Linked DNA regions of Homo sapiens: regions 1, 2 and 3 are each linked to region 4. A link is a contact called in ENCODE Hi-C or POLR2A ChIA-PET data. All regions are on one chromosome and are shown on one strand. The core of a region is the stretch at or near the end of the contact, and the rest is flanking DNA. Distances in the headings are between cores, read along the strand shown. Region 1 overlaps LOC107986790 (a long non-coding RNA gene). Region 2 holds the start of MRPL32 (mitochondrial ribosomal protein L32). Region 3 has its middle 58 kb from the start of HECW1. Region 4 has its middle 180 kb from the start of INHBA.

Region 1 (3,080 bases), core at 28-2,527, 1.2 Mb after region 4:
CTTTTTACATTCCCATAGTAAATACCAGCATACAAATTCATTTGAGTGTCATGATTATTCCACGGATCAATGAGTGTAACAGATTGTGTGAAGTTGGTATAAACTGCATTACCATTGAGGGTTTCTTTTTTAACATCTTCCACTTGGACAACGAAAGAAAAAAATAGCTCCATTATCTGAAATAAAATATAACATAGAATATAATTAAGATGATTATTAATGCTTTTTATTTACATATGTTTGACTTTCAAGCCATCTGGCATCCCAGCTCTCTGCTTTATTTTTCTTTTGCCCATATTTCCTTCCTTACTTATTGTTAACGTAGCTTTATCTTATCTATTGGTATTTGTGAATTTCCTTAAGTCTGTTTTAAGATTTCAGGGGTAAATGAATAAAATAACTGATAAAATAGGCATTGTTAACAGAAAAACCAGCTCTGTAAAATATTTTAAAGAGGTTTATTCTGAGCCAATATGAGTGACCATGGCGGGGGAACACAGTCTCAAGAGGTCCTGAGAAAGTGGGTTTTACTTTTTCACTTTTTTCAGTTGCACACCAGGGTGGGTATGAATTTATAAAAGTGGCTTCCTTTTGAAATTGTATCACAGTGTGCTCTGAAAGCTGCAGAGGGCTACAGGGAGAAGGTGCCTTGTTTGTGATAGAGTATTAAACTTTCTATGCTAAAACTATGGAAAGCAATCTTCCCCTGCATTCTCTTTTTGAAATTATTGATGCTTTGGGAACATAATTACCATTTCCCTTGCACATCCCATTTCTTAAAATAAGATGTTTTTACAATAAAGATTTAAAATATTGAGGGAGCTGGGTTGCAGTTGAGTATTATACCTTTCGGGGAGGCAAGAGTTACAGGCAAAGACATCAATATTTTGCAGGTCTGTTCAGCTAAAGACAGGGTCCTTGTCCGTCCCCGGGCCATGAAAATTTAGGCTCAAAGACGGTTTGAAGGGTGGGTAAGACAAAGTTTTATTCGGTGAAAAGTGGGGAGAAAAAGGGGGAAACAGGGATCCTCAACAAGTCAGAGTCCCTGCTAGAGTGCTTGCCGCCAGCGGCTTGAATTCCAGGTTCCACACAGAAGAGGAGGAGCTGGCTCCTCCCTGCTGCAAAGGATGTGAACTATTGTGGCTCCATCCCAGTGTGCAGGCCAGCTGGAGTTTCTCTGGGGACCCCCTCCCACCTGGCTGTCTCATTCCCCGCTCTAGAGAGGTACATCTAACTGCCATTAGAATAAGGATAAGGAAGAAGAGCGATCTTAACTGCCTCCTGCTGACAGGGGGCGCTGTTTTGGGGGAAGCCGCAGTCAGAGCTCCCTCAGAGGCCTATTTAAGGGTTCCCAGCAGAAAGGGTCGTCATCAGAGGCTCCTGTTGCATGACTGACTGTAGTTTGATGGCCTGAAGGCAAGAATAGACAAACCAGCTTATTAGAAAACATGTATCAAAACAAAACAAGGAGAGGGGTAAGAACAGCTCAAAAATTCCAAGGCCTTTTACCAGTTTGCACAAGGCCAAAAGCCCAACTGGTTAAGAAAAAACTTTACGCTTTTGCCAGCATGTCAGTCTTCTGGGTTCCCTTCCCCTGAGCCCATTCCTAAGCCAGCCAGGTTAAGGTTTGGGAAATTAATTCTTTCCAGTTTGGAGGATGTTTCTGAGGGGAGTGTCCCATAGTATGAAGACACAATTACCTATCAGTGAAGAGGACAGAGGAGGAGAAAGGAAAAAAAGAAGGTGTTTTTTTTTTTTAAAAGGAGTCCTAGAGGTTCAGGATGCATTCAAAAGGGGTACAGACTGAAGGCGAATGGCTACCCATCTAGAAAGAGGGGGGCAGGCATCCCTGGTTCCCTTCTCTTCCTAGAAGATACCCAAGGTATTGTGGGACAATCAAAGATGGGAGAGACCGAACAGAGTGAGTCCAGGAAAGGTCTTTATTAAAAGGTGATCACCTGGCTCAGTAGGACTAGCGTCCAGGAAAGTCTGAGCCCCGGACAAAGAAAACAGCCACTTTTTAAGCAGCCAGTGGCCGGGAACTATGTGATGCAGGAAGTGTACTTACAGAAGTGAGAGCAAAGGCAGTTGATCAGTCTTTTACATTTATTTATATTACATGTTTCACATCTTTGGGAAACCATTAACTGTATAAACCATTTCTGTGTCAACCTTGTAACTTTGCAGCTGTGCTAGGGAGGTGAAGCAGGAACTCGCTGAGCCTCAAGGAATGTGAAACTAGCAAGTACAGATAAGGCTCGCTGAGCACAAAAGGAAAAACAGGCAGTTAGTATTTTTCTCTAACTTACACTACGGGGTGGGGCTACACTACAGTTAGCTTTGGAAGGAAAAAGTAAACATTTTTGGTTGTCTTTGATTATACTTGTAAAATTCATAAATTCCTTCTTCAGAGGTACATGAGGGAGAGAGGGAAAAGCATCCTCTTTCCTCTTCCATCTTTGCATCCCCAAGTCCCAGCAACCTTGGCAGGTGCCACCTTGGGTGGAAGAGCGGCTTGCACCCATGAAGCAGGGGGCCTAGTGGGTGAGAATCATCCGCTCTTATCCACATATGCCCTATCTCCCCTGCTGCCAGCAGCCTTGGATTCCCTAGACCTCATTTATGCCACGGATATTAATGTGGTCTTTATCCATGAAACAGGAAGCCTGGGGTTGGCTTAATCGGCAGGAATCAGCCACGCTTACCTGTGTTGTGCCTTTTAATTTCTGTTATTGTCTGCCTCTGGATCCCTCAGATCCAGTTTTCTTTCCTAGGGCTTTGACCCGATGCTTGGAATTGAGTTTGGGACAAAAATGTGTCTCAGCGGGGGTTGCATGGACTTCTTATCATAAGCCGAATGCAAAAGTGAAGCTGTGGAACTGAGTCCTCCTCCAACAAGAGAGAAAAGGATGTCTTGTGACACACCCAGATAACTGGTAGCTATATTTATGCTTGACAGAATTTGGGTGCATGGTGCTTGGCTTTTGTTAGCTCCCTTGGTCTTACTTTCCCAAAAGGAAACCTCCGAGTGATGGGCATCCTATTTATTCCATTACCTGGCAGGATTTGTAGGATAATTG
Region 2 (3,091 bases), core at 267-2,766, 1.1 Mb after region 4:
CAGTGAATACATCCTGCACACACTATTCTGTCATATGTAATATAATGAGACCTTTTATTGCATAATTAAATTAATCTCGTTCAAAGGTTACAAAAAAACTATTACATACACCCACTGCTTACTGAAAACTGCCAAGAGAAAAGTACTTTTGGAATTTAAGACAACGTTATGTAATGGAAAGTGTATTTTTGTTATCAGAAAAAAAACCCAGTTTGAATGTCAACTCAGCTACTCACCGATGACCTTAGACAAGTTGTTTAATTTGTACAAGCTGCGGTTAGTTCATCTGTAAGAAGCTGAGATAACATTCATTATAGCAGTGGAAAGAGATGGAGCAGGTTAAGGTTAAGTTGCACCTAACAAAGTACTCAACAAGTTAGATCCCGCCTGCCTTCAGTTGTCAGGAGTACATTTTAAGTAAACTGGGCATTACTGATCCTTAAGAAAATGGGTAAGTCAGAAAACTTCCCCAGTCAATTTTTAAAAGTCTTCGGCGATGGTTTTCTCACGTTGAGAGCCATGGTTCGCCCCAACTGTATTTTGGAAAGTAAACTTATTATTCTAATCCCCTTTTCTACAATAGAAAAACCTACAATCTTGTTTAAAGTAAACATCCCCCTCCCCGACGTTCCCCCCAGTCCACCAAAAAAAGACCAAAACTCAAACTTGCCTCGTTGTTAGGGGTTCACAAAAAAGTGATAGGGGCTTTCGGTTTTTAGTCCTTATGTTTCTAATTCGTGCATCGAAGAAACCGAAAGCGGGAGGTTTTGAAAGACACTAGTGCCAAATGGAGACCAAGACTCCGACTTAACTGTAAAGCTGAGAGTTTTCCAAGAAAAGGGAACCCCACATATTTGACCAAGATTCCAAGTTTCAGAAACCACCGCATCAGGTCTACTTGAGCCAGGAAAAAAATCCTGAGTTCGGAACGGGCCACCCAGAGATGGTTAAGCTAAAACTGCCTTCTTTTCTGGTCTCCAAAGTGAAAGCGAATCCTTGGCTATGTGCCTCACCGTCCCGCAGCCCCATGTTAACCCCGCAAAACCGCATCCCCCCGACCCTCCAGCAGCCTCCGACCAAGGAAGCTCCAGGAATCCCGGGTCGGCCTGGCAAATGACTTTGCAAAGCCGCATTTCCAACTCCATTCCCTACTGGACCCTCCAGAAGCACCAATGCCGACGTCAGGATGGGAAAAACTAAATCGACAGAGTACCAGCAACCTCGACTACGCTGAAGACCTCGAGGGCCCCTTCCATACCTGAATGTAGTCAGCGAAAAGCTGTACCCGCGCTCCGCCATCTTTACCCGAAGAGCCAAAGCACAGCCGCACACATGCGCACTGTGGCCGATTTCCTTTCATTTCCCCGCCCCTCACCTTTCCTTTACTCTCTATGATTGGAGGAGAGTCAGAGCTGCTCCAAGAGCATGCGGGGTGTTGTAGTTCTAAGAAGCGAGGCTTGCCCGATTCTGTGCCTGTGCGCATGCTGAAAGCAGGGGCGGGACCGGGGCGGTCTTCCAGCAGGGAAAATGGCGCTGGCCATGCTGGTCTTGGTGGTTTCGCCGTGGTCTGCGGCCCGGGGAGTGCTTCGAAACTACTGGGAGCGACTGCTACGGAAGCTTCCGCAGAGCCGGCCGGGCTTTCCCAGTCCTCCGTGGGGTAGGTAAAGAAGGGCTCCGTGGGAGAGGGGGCTGATGACGGGACCTCGGGCAGCGTAGCAGACGCAGCTTACACAGTTCGCCCTCAGCCCCGGTTCTGATCCGCGGCCTCATGTCGGGGACGTAGTTCGTGACATTCCCATATTAGCGAGAACAGAACGACTGTTTTTGCGCTCCCTCCACCGCAAAAAAAAAAAAAAAAAAATTCCTCTGCTTGTTCCATTCGTACACAGAATGTAACCCAAGCTTGTGTCAAAGATAAATCATAGCCAGCCAGTAAGTAAAGCGCTGAAAACAGATTTTATTCAGTAACTACTGCAGGTAAAGAGCTGAGCTCCATCCCGGTTTGTGCAGAGGTGACTTTGGGCGTTTTAAAGGGAGAATGAGCGAGGCGGGAGTGTAGGGGCTCTGTAGAGTCAGAGAAGTGTAGTATAGTGAAGTCAGTGCAAATGTGATTAGCCGGCTGTGTCTGCTAGCTCGCAGTTGTCTTAGGGAGAATTCTATCCTCCCGCAGAGACTGGGAGACAAAGGCCCTATCCTTCCTAATGATTAGATTTCGAAGGAATGGCTCTCAGGGCCTTGAAAGAAAAGCTTCCGAGTTAGTTGCAAGGGATACGTATTTACAATTATATGCCCTTTCCAGGAAATGCTCTAAGGGAGTTCGGGACCTACTATCGGGGTATGTTGGCCAAAATAAATAGGAAATTTTCCAGGCAGCGTTGAGCTTTCTCAGGCAGGCACTTTAAAGGGGGGGCCGAGGTCATCCTAGGATACAGCCTTATGCTGCTAGAAACTATGCTAGAGTTTGGTCAAGTCTGTGGAGTTCAGGGATTTGTACAGAGTTGTCCTGAGAGGACAGTTCTGCAGGTCTCACTTGGCATCAAGGCTCACCACTCTCTGGATCTGTCTTTCCTTTCCAGCCCTGCCCTCACCTCCCCTCCCGCTTCCCCTCTCCCCCCTCTCCTCTTCCCTTCCCTTCCCTCCCTTCTTTCCTCCCTTCCTCCCTCCCTCCCGCGCAGTACATGTTTTCTGTGGTGTTTGAGCTCTGAGGAGCTGAATTCTGTTTCCCATGTTTCACTTGGAATTAATTTTAATTGGAAGTATCTTGGATGTTGAAACTGTCATGGCTTTGGCATTTACATTCTACTCAATTTCTAAGCAGCCTGAAAGTGATAATATCCAGAAATATACCAAGAAAATATATGCCACTATATGCCAAGCAATGTGCCAAGCTTTCTACATGTACTTCCTGGGATAATCTTGACAACAGTCCCATTAGGTGTATACACTTTCCAACTGAAACAGTAGGCTCACAATGGTCCCAAGTTCACAGACAGTCCTGAGCCTGTGTTGTTAATCACCGGGGCATGCTTGGCAATACTTGTGGACATACTGAAAATAAATGCCAGTTGTTAAGTGTTAGAGAACTTTGTGT
Region 3 (2,913 bases), core at 335-2,834, 1.2 Mb after region 4:
TGGGAAGTCGAGGCTGCAGTGAGCCCATGATTGCACCACTGCACTTCAGCCTGGGTGACAGATGAGGCCCTGTCTCAAAAAAAAAAAAAAAAGAAAAACTGGAAAAAAGTCAAAGAATGTGGGATTCAGCAGGGGGAATATATGTCTAATGAAATCTTTGGTTTAAAAAAATGTTCCAGCCAGGTGTGGTGGCTCATGCCTGTAATCTCAGCACTTTGGGAGGACGAGGTGGGTGGATCACCTGAGGTCAGGAGTTTGAGACCAGCCTGGCCAACATGGTGAAACTCCGTCTCTACTAAAAATACAAAATTAGCCGGGCATGGTAGCCCGCAACTGTAATCCCAGCTACTAGGGAGGCTGAGGCAGGAGAATCGCTTGAACCTGGGAGGCAGAAGTTGCAGTGAGCTGAGATTGTACCACTGCACTCCAGCCTGGGTGACAGAGTGAGACTCAGTCTCAAAAAATAAATAAATAATTTAAAATGTTCCCAATTCTAACTGGGAGACGAATACATTTTTTAGGCATTAGATTAAAAAGGATTTTAACTCACCGCTTCAGTGTCAATAGATGACGTATCAACATATATTACTAAAAAGAAGTAACAATGACTACCATTGCCTTAATCTTCCTTTTCATTTCTAGCATTATTATGTCCTAAATAGGTGGCTTGGAAACTACCCTTCATTTTCCAGAATAGCATAAAAACATCAAACGTACGTTACCACCAATACAGTGGGTGTCTTGGAAACCATGCAGGAGTCTTTAATCTCCTGGCCACAATTTTTTTTATTCTTTCTGGCAATTTTAGGGAGCTCACTAAGAGCCAAATGTTATCATAGTTTAGCCTAAGCAGAAAATAAAAGTCCCTTGAGAGCTTACCTTATGGTTTTTAATAAAGTGCTTTCTCACTTTCATACAAGCTAGACGAAGTTAATTAGTTTGGATATGAGAAGCTGTTCCCTGTCCTCTTTCCCCTCCAAGCACTAATTAATATTAATGAGTAAAAGGATAAAATTACTAAGTACTCCTATAATTGTACTCGTGGATCATTTCCATAGGATGATCCTGAAATCCAGATAAATAGGACTAAATGCAGACTATCAACCATGACAGAGTTGCCAGACCTTGCTATAGATTTCACTGAAAACCCTGATAAGAGGGCTCTCCCCACCTTTAGGAAAGGATTTAAGAGGATTATTTTCCAGGAACTGATTGATTTTCTAATAGTGATGTTCCCGCTTTCCCTTCCTCCTTATTGCTTTCTTTTTTTCTCCCTCTTTGGCAGGGAGAAGCAGCGAGATTTGAGATTCTGCCATGCAAATTATTTTAACTCTTTAGATGCAAAGCTTTCAGGCTTTTATCCCAATGCTTCATGAGACTAAGAAGACAAAAGAGAGCACCACATTTTTTTGTGAAGTGAAGCTCTTGAAGGAGGATGTCAACAATGTGGTAAAATGGAAAGCTGGTCTGCAGACTGAGAGATGATGTTAAGATTGGTAAAAAGCAAGGCCCAGGCTCCTTTGGCCGCTCCTGCAGGCAGCTGAAAGTCATCTTCTGCAAATGTCTCAAGCCCAGTTAGAGTTAAGGTGTTTTCAGCATATTAATTAGGCTGCCAGGCTTGAGACAAAGGAAACCCATGTCTCTAGGGAATTACATCACTCAGTTGTAACCACCTTCGCTCCCTGGTTCTGGTATCACTGGGACTGAAACCTGACCGAGAGATGTTTCATAAGGGTTAAACATTACTACTTTCCCACTGAATAGTAGAGTAAGGCATTTTGTGGAGATTCTGGGTCTGAAAAATGAGGAAAGACTGTAAGGAAATGAAAAGGTAGGCGTCTTTTAAAAGGCAATCTATTGTGTTAGAATAAAACCAATAGTCATTTGTAGCGAAATGTATATATACTCATGAAAGCTACACCTGTATGTATTAAGAAGCTTTAAAAACAGGAAGAAGGTCTATGCCATACATACTCAAAACGCTTTTTTTGTTTTTGGTTGGTTGGTTTTCTTTTTGTTATTGTTGTTTGAGATAGAGTCTTGCTCTGTCACCAGGCTGGAGTGCAATGGCGCAATCTCGGCTCACTGCAACCTCCACCTCCCGGGTTCAAGTGATTCTCCTGCCTCAGCCTCCCAAGTAGCTGGGACTACAGGCGCATGCCACCACACCCGGCTAATTTTTGTATTTTCAGTAGAGACAGGGTTTCACCATGTTTGCCAGGCTGGTCACGAACTCCTGAACTCAGGTGATCCACCCACCTTGGCCTCCCAAAGTGCTGGGATTACAGGCATGAGCCACCGCGCCCAGCCATACCCGAAAAGTTTTAAGCATCTTGGTTAACAAGATAAATAGGAGCTATATGGCTGACTGACAGAATCAGGGGAAAAAAATAACTCCCAATTATATTTACAAGTAATTAAAGATATGGCTAGAATGCATTCAAATGATGGAAAGTCTCCATAATATTTAAGCTCTGCCTGTTTCCCTCACAAATGTCTTCGTTACAGATTCTAGCCTCATTAAGAAAGCCACACAGAAATAAAGAGATTCTAAATAGGATAGTGGCAGAGCTTGGGAAGGGTTTGAGGGATAGTCTTAGGGTTATAAATAAAAACAATGGGCTGGGCGCGGTGGCTCATGCCTGTAATCCCAGCACTTTGGGAGGCCGGGGTGGGCAGATCGCTTGAGGCCAGGAGTTCAAGACCAGCCTGGCCAGCATGGCAAAACCCTGTCTCCACTATTAGGTTGGTGCAAAAGCAATTGCGTTTTTTTTGCCATTAAAGTAATGGCAAAAAAATGCAATTGCTTTTGCACCAACCTAATAAAAATACAAACATTAGCTGAGCATGGTGGTGCAAGCCTGTGTTCCCAGCTACTCAGGAGGCTGAGGCATGAGAATCACTTGATCCTGG
Region 4 (3,006 bases), core at 341-2,840:
CCAGAGCTCTGGCCTTGAAAGATGGGGCAAAGCAGGAATGTCAGGAATTGCAGGCATGAGAATGGAGGTGGCTGGAGATATTCCATAACCAGACCAGACAGACACTGCAGAGCACCGTGTGACATAGACTGGGGAGAAACCAGAAGGTCGGGGGAAGGGAAAAGCAAAGTCCAGAGGCCTGGACAGAGTCCAGACCAACATCCTTCCTGCTGCAGAGCTTTAGGTGGTGGACCCACAGTGGGATGTCTCATGGATGCCTTTCACAACACGGATTTGGCACTCACTCTTTGTCAAGAAAGGGGCCAGGCACCAGGGGTATATGCCAGATTTCCCACTGATGGTTGAGCTCCAGGCCCTATAAGCCTACAAAGGCTGGCTCAAGGAGGCCAGCTGTGAACACTCATGGCCCTGCAGTCTACCCTATGCCAACTCTAATGCTGGCAGGTTTTCACCTCACCTGCATTATTTTCTGCCTTTGCTGTATTTTGAAAGACAAACAGAAGATTATCTAACAAATACTGAAGTAGTCATTGGGATTACAGGGATCCACATGGTCAAAGGAGGTGAGGGGCGAACAATGAAGCTGTGTGTCCCAGGAGCTGTCAGTGTGCACATGGCTGGTCTATAGCATGAGAAAGGTAGGAGGAGGGCAGTGGATGTCAGTTTATGAAGGATAAAGGTTGTCAAAGTATTCCAATTAGGGGGCCGTCACCTACTAGCCTTCTGCTTTAAGAAGACCAGCCTGGCCAGGCGTAATGGTTCATGCCTGTAATCCCAGCACTTTGGAAGGCCAAGGCAGGTGGATCACCTGAGGTCAGGAGTTTGAGACCAGCCTGGCCAACATGGTGAAACCCTGTCTCTACTAAAAATACAAAAAATTAGCGGGTGTGATGGTGGATGCCTGTAATCCCAGCTATCTGGAAAGCTGAGGCAGGAGAATCACTTGAACCTGGGAGGCAGATGTTGCAGTGAGCCGAGATAGAGCCACTGCACTCTAGCCTGGGCAACAAGAGTGAAACTCCGTCTCAATTTAGAAAAAAGAGAAGACCAGGCTGACTACAACCCCAGGGACAGTCAGTGGCTTACACAGATCTTCTGGAACCTGATGTTATACAATTTGAGGAGCCCTTCTTAAGCAAAAAAATTCAAAACCAAGAATATATAATTAGGTATAAAACTGAACAGTTATTTAGAATGAGAAGATAAACCTCAAAAAAAATAGAACTTTAGAATGATGATAAATACCACAACCATAGGTTAAAACATGAGAATTCCAATAAATCTCTTTTGCAGAATTCTCATCAAGGAGGAAAGGAAAATGTATGAGGCCTGTATAATTGTATACACAGCATGGCGTGCTATATTCCTGAAAGGAGACAACTTCTGTTTTGACTAGCTGTCATTGAAAACAAAGTCCTCTGCTTACGATTTTACATATCTGACTTTGGAAGAATTTTCCAGAGACCAGCTTCCTGCTTTGTATATTTCAAACTTTGCTTCTCCTTGATTCTGCATAAACGTCTGGTGTCAGATGCTGCAGGACAAATTCATATCACCAGATGACGTTTGACCCTCCACTTCCTGTCACGAGGCTGGGTGCGTCAGTGCAGGGGGCCGTAGGAGTATTCCTAGAAGCCGTTCCTACACCAGGATGACTAGTAATAACTTAACTGCATTCAGAAACAACTACCAACCACAAAAATATCCCCTACTGAACCCAAACTAAATATATTCGCAACTCAACTTCCTTTTAGCTGGGGCCCCAAAGTGCTGGTGACGACGCTGACACCCTAACAGTAGGTGCACAGAGGGGAAGTCGAAACAGAAAGGGGAAGCAGTCTTAACCAATTATGGCTAAATATAGCTCACTTTTAATACATTTTACAAAAATATATGACCATGTGAACACATTGCAAGGTCTTCCCCCAGCTCTTGTAAGGGACCGTGCAAGTGAGGCCCTGAGCTGAAGTTTATTAGTTTATTAGCTAACAGGTAGATCTTTCTCTGAGGACTCACAGATCTATCTGGTGGTCTGACTGCAGCTGAGGACCCCAATCTGGAGTAATAGTAAATAGCTGTAGAAGCCAAGGATCAGAGGCGAGGCAATGCCATTGTAGTGGAAGGGATACATTCGAATGGTAATTAGCAGGTGGAACCAAGATGATTACAGTTTGGAAGAGGACAGAGTTAAAAATGTGGCACCATCTAGTCTGGCACTTGCCCCTCTTAATTTATCCAAAACATTGAACAACACTTAATAACTTGTGCCAGGCATAGTGCTTGCTGCCAAGCAGAGGGGAGGGTGTGTGACCTGGGCTGTGAACTCATACTGGCCGGCTCGCTGTAGCGTCCCCTGCCAGCCTCAGCTCCAGAGGATGTCTGTTTCTCCTCTACTCAGTCAGCAAGGGATCTTTCTCTTTGTTCTTACGAATGAGGCCACCCATTAAGATGTGTCTAGATACTTTGGCTCCCAGGTCACACCCAACTATTGCCTCTTTTTGATCCAATATATACTTTTTCCGTAAACTGGTCAAAACCCATACTTACACAGAGATGGAAAGAGGAGTATAATTTCAAATTGCAAGGGGAAGCTGGATATAACTCAGTTTTTAAATCTCGAATGTATATATTTTTGGCCTGATTTCCCACTCTGAACCCCCAAATCAGTAAAATCACAAGGTGAATGCAAACAGGAAAGAGAAAGGAGAAAACATGTCTGCCAGCCCATAGATATGACCCTGGGGCCCTGGGGGAAAAGAGAAAGCAGGCACTTTCCCATCATTACGGCTGCACCACCGCAGTAATGATGCCCTGAGAACATGAAAGCCAGCAGTAGGGGAAACCCCACCAAACATTTGAGATCCGCAGTCTAGGGATTACTCCCCGCCAGGCACTCGATCTTTGCACAAATCTTACAGCTAACGTGCTCCTTTCACAGGAAGCCTTTACTGCTTCTCAAATAATCCCGAAAGGAGAGTTGCTGGATGTCCCATAATGAATAAAACT

Evidence for each region. Hi-C counts contacts between places; a loop is a spot of excess contacts on that map. ChIA-PET counts read pairs that join two places held with the same protein, here RNA polymerase II (POLR2A). Pooled maps may share reads with other maps.
Region 1: a loop to region 4 is called in a map with no recorded cell type, with 18 times the contacts of the local background. The contact joins two enhancer-like sites. A Hi-C loop is called at or near these places in 4 of 37 single-sample maps with no recorded cell type and 7 of 50 pooled maps.
Region 2: a pooled map shows a loop between it and region 4 (12-fold over the local background). The contact joins the promoter of MRPL32 here to the enhancer-like site in region 4. A Hi-C loop is called at or near these places in 4 of 37 single-sample maps with no recorded cell type and 12 of 50 pooled maps. POLR2A ChIA-PET finds 5 or more read pairs at or near these places in 1 of 52 experiments (activated B cell).
Region 3: a pooled map shows a loop between it and region 4 (10-fold over the local background). The contact joins two enhancer-like sites. A Hi-C loop is called at or near these places in 7 of 37 single-sample maps with no recorded cell type and 4 of 50 pooled maps.

Annotation. Positions count from the first base shown.
Region 1 is chr7:43,070,579-43,073,658 of GRCh38, forward strand. It overlaps LOC107986790 (a long non-coding RNA gene), which reads right to left. Exons shown (of 3, transcript XR_001745189.2): 2 at 1,276-1,410; 3 at 1-176. Among named protein-coding and RNA genes, the nearest start is that of HECW1, 41 kb to the right of the region's middle. RefSeq lists a silencer at 2,752-3,046. Within about 2 kb of position 1,278, at least 3 of the 41 ENCODE cell types and tissues checked have a DNase peak (open chromatin) inside an H3K27ac peak, as active enhancers do.
Region 2 is chr7:42,930,860-42,933,950 of GRCh38, forward strand. MRPL32 (mitochondrial ribosomal protein L32) reads left to right here and starts at 1,517. Exons shown (of 3, transcript NM_031903.3): 1 at 1,517-1,657. The coding sequence starts at 1,528. It overlaps PSMA2 (proteasome 20S subunit alpha 2), which reads right to left and starts at 1,315. Exons shown (of 8, transcript NM_002787.5): 1 at 1,259-1,315. The coding sequence starts at 1,299. RefSeq lists an enhancer at 1,466-1,695.
Region 3 is chr7:43,053,272-43,056,184 of GRCh38, forward strand. No RefSeq gene overlaps it. Among named protein-coding and RNA genes, the nearest start is that of HECW1, 58 kb to the right of the region's middle. Within about 2 kb of position 1,585, at least 2 of the 41 ENCODE cell types and tissues checked have a DNase peak (open chromatin) inside an H3K27ac peak, as active enhancers do.
Region 4 is chr7:41,880,146-41,883,151 of GRCh38, forward strand. No RefSeq gene overlaps it. Among named protein-coding and RNA genes, the nearest start is that of INHBA, 180 kb to the left of the region's middle. RefSeq lists an enhancer at 1,294-1,843. Within about 2 kb of position 1,591, at least 12 of the 41 ENCODE cell types and tissues checked have a DNase peak (open chromatin) inside an H3K27ac peak, as active enhancers do.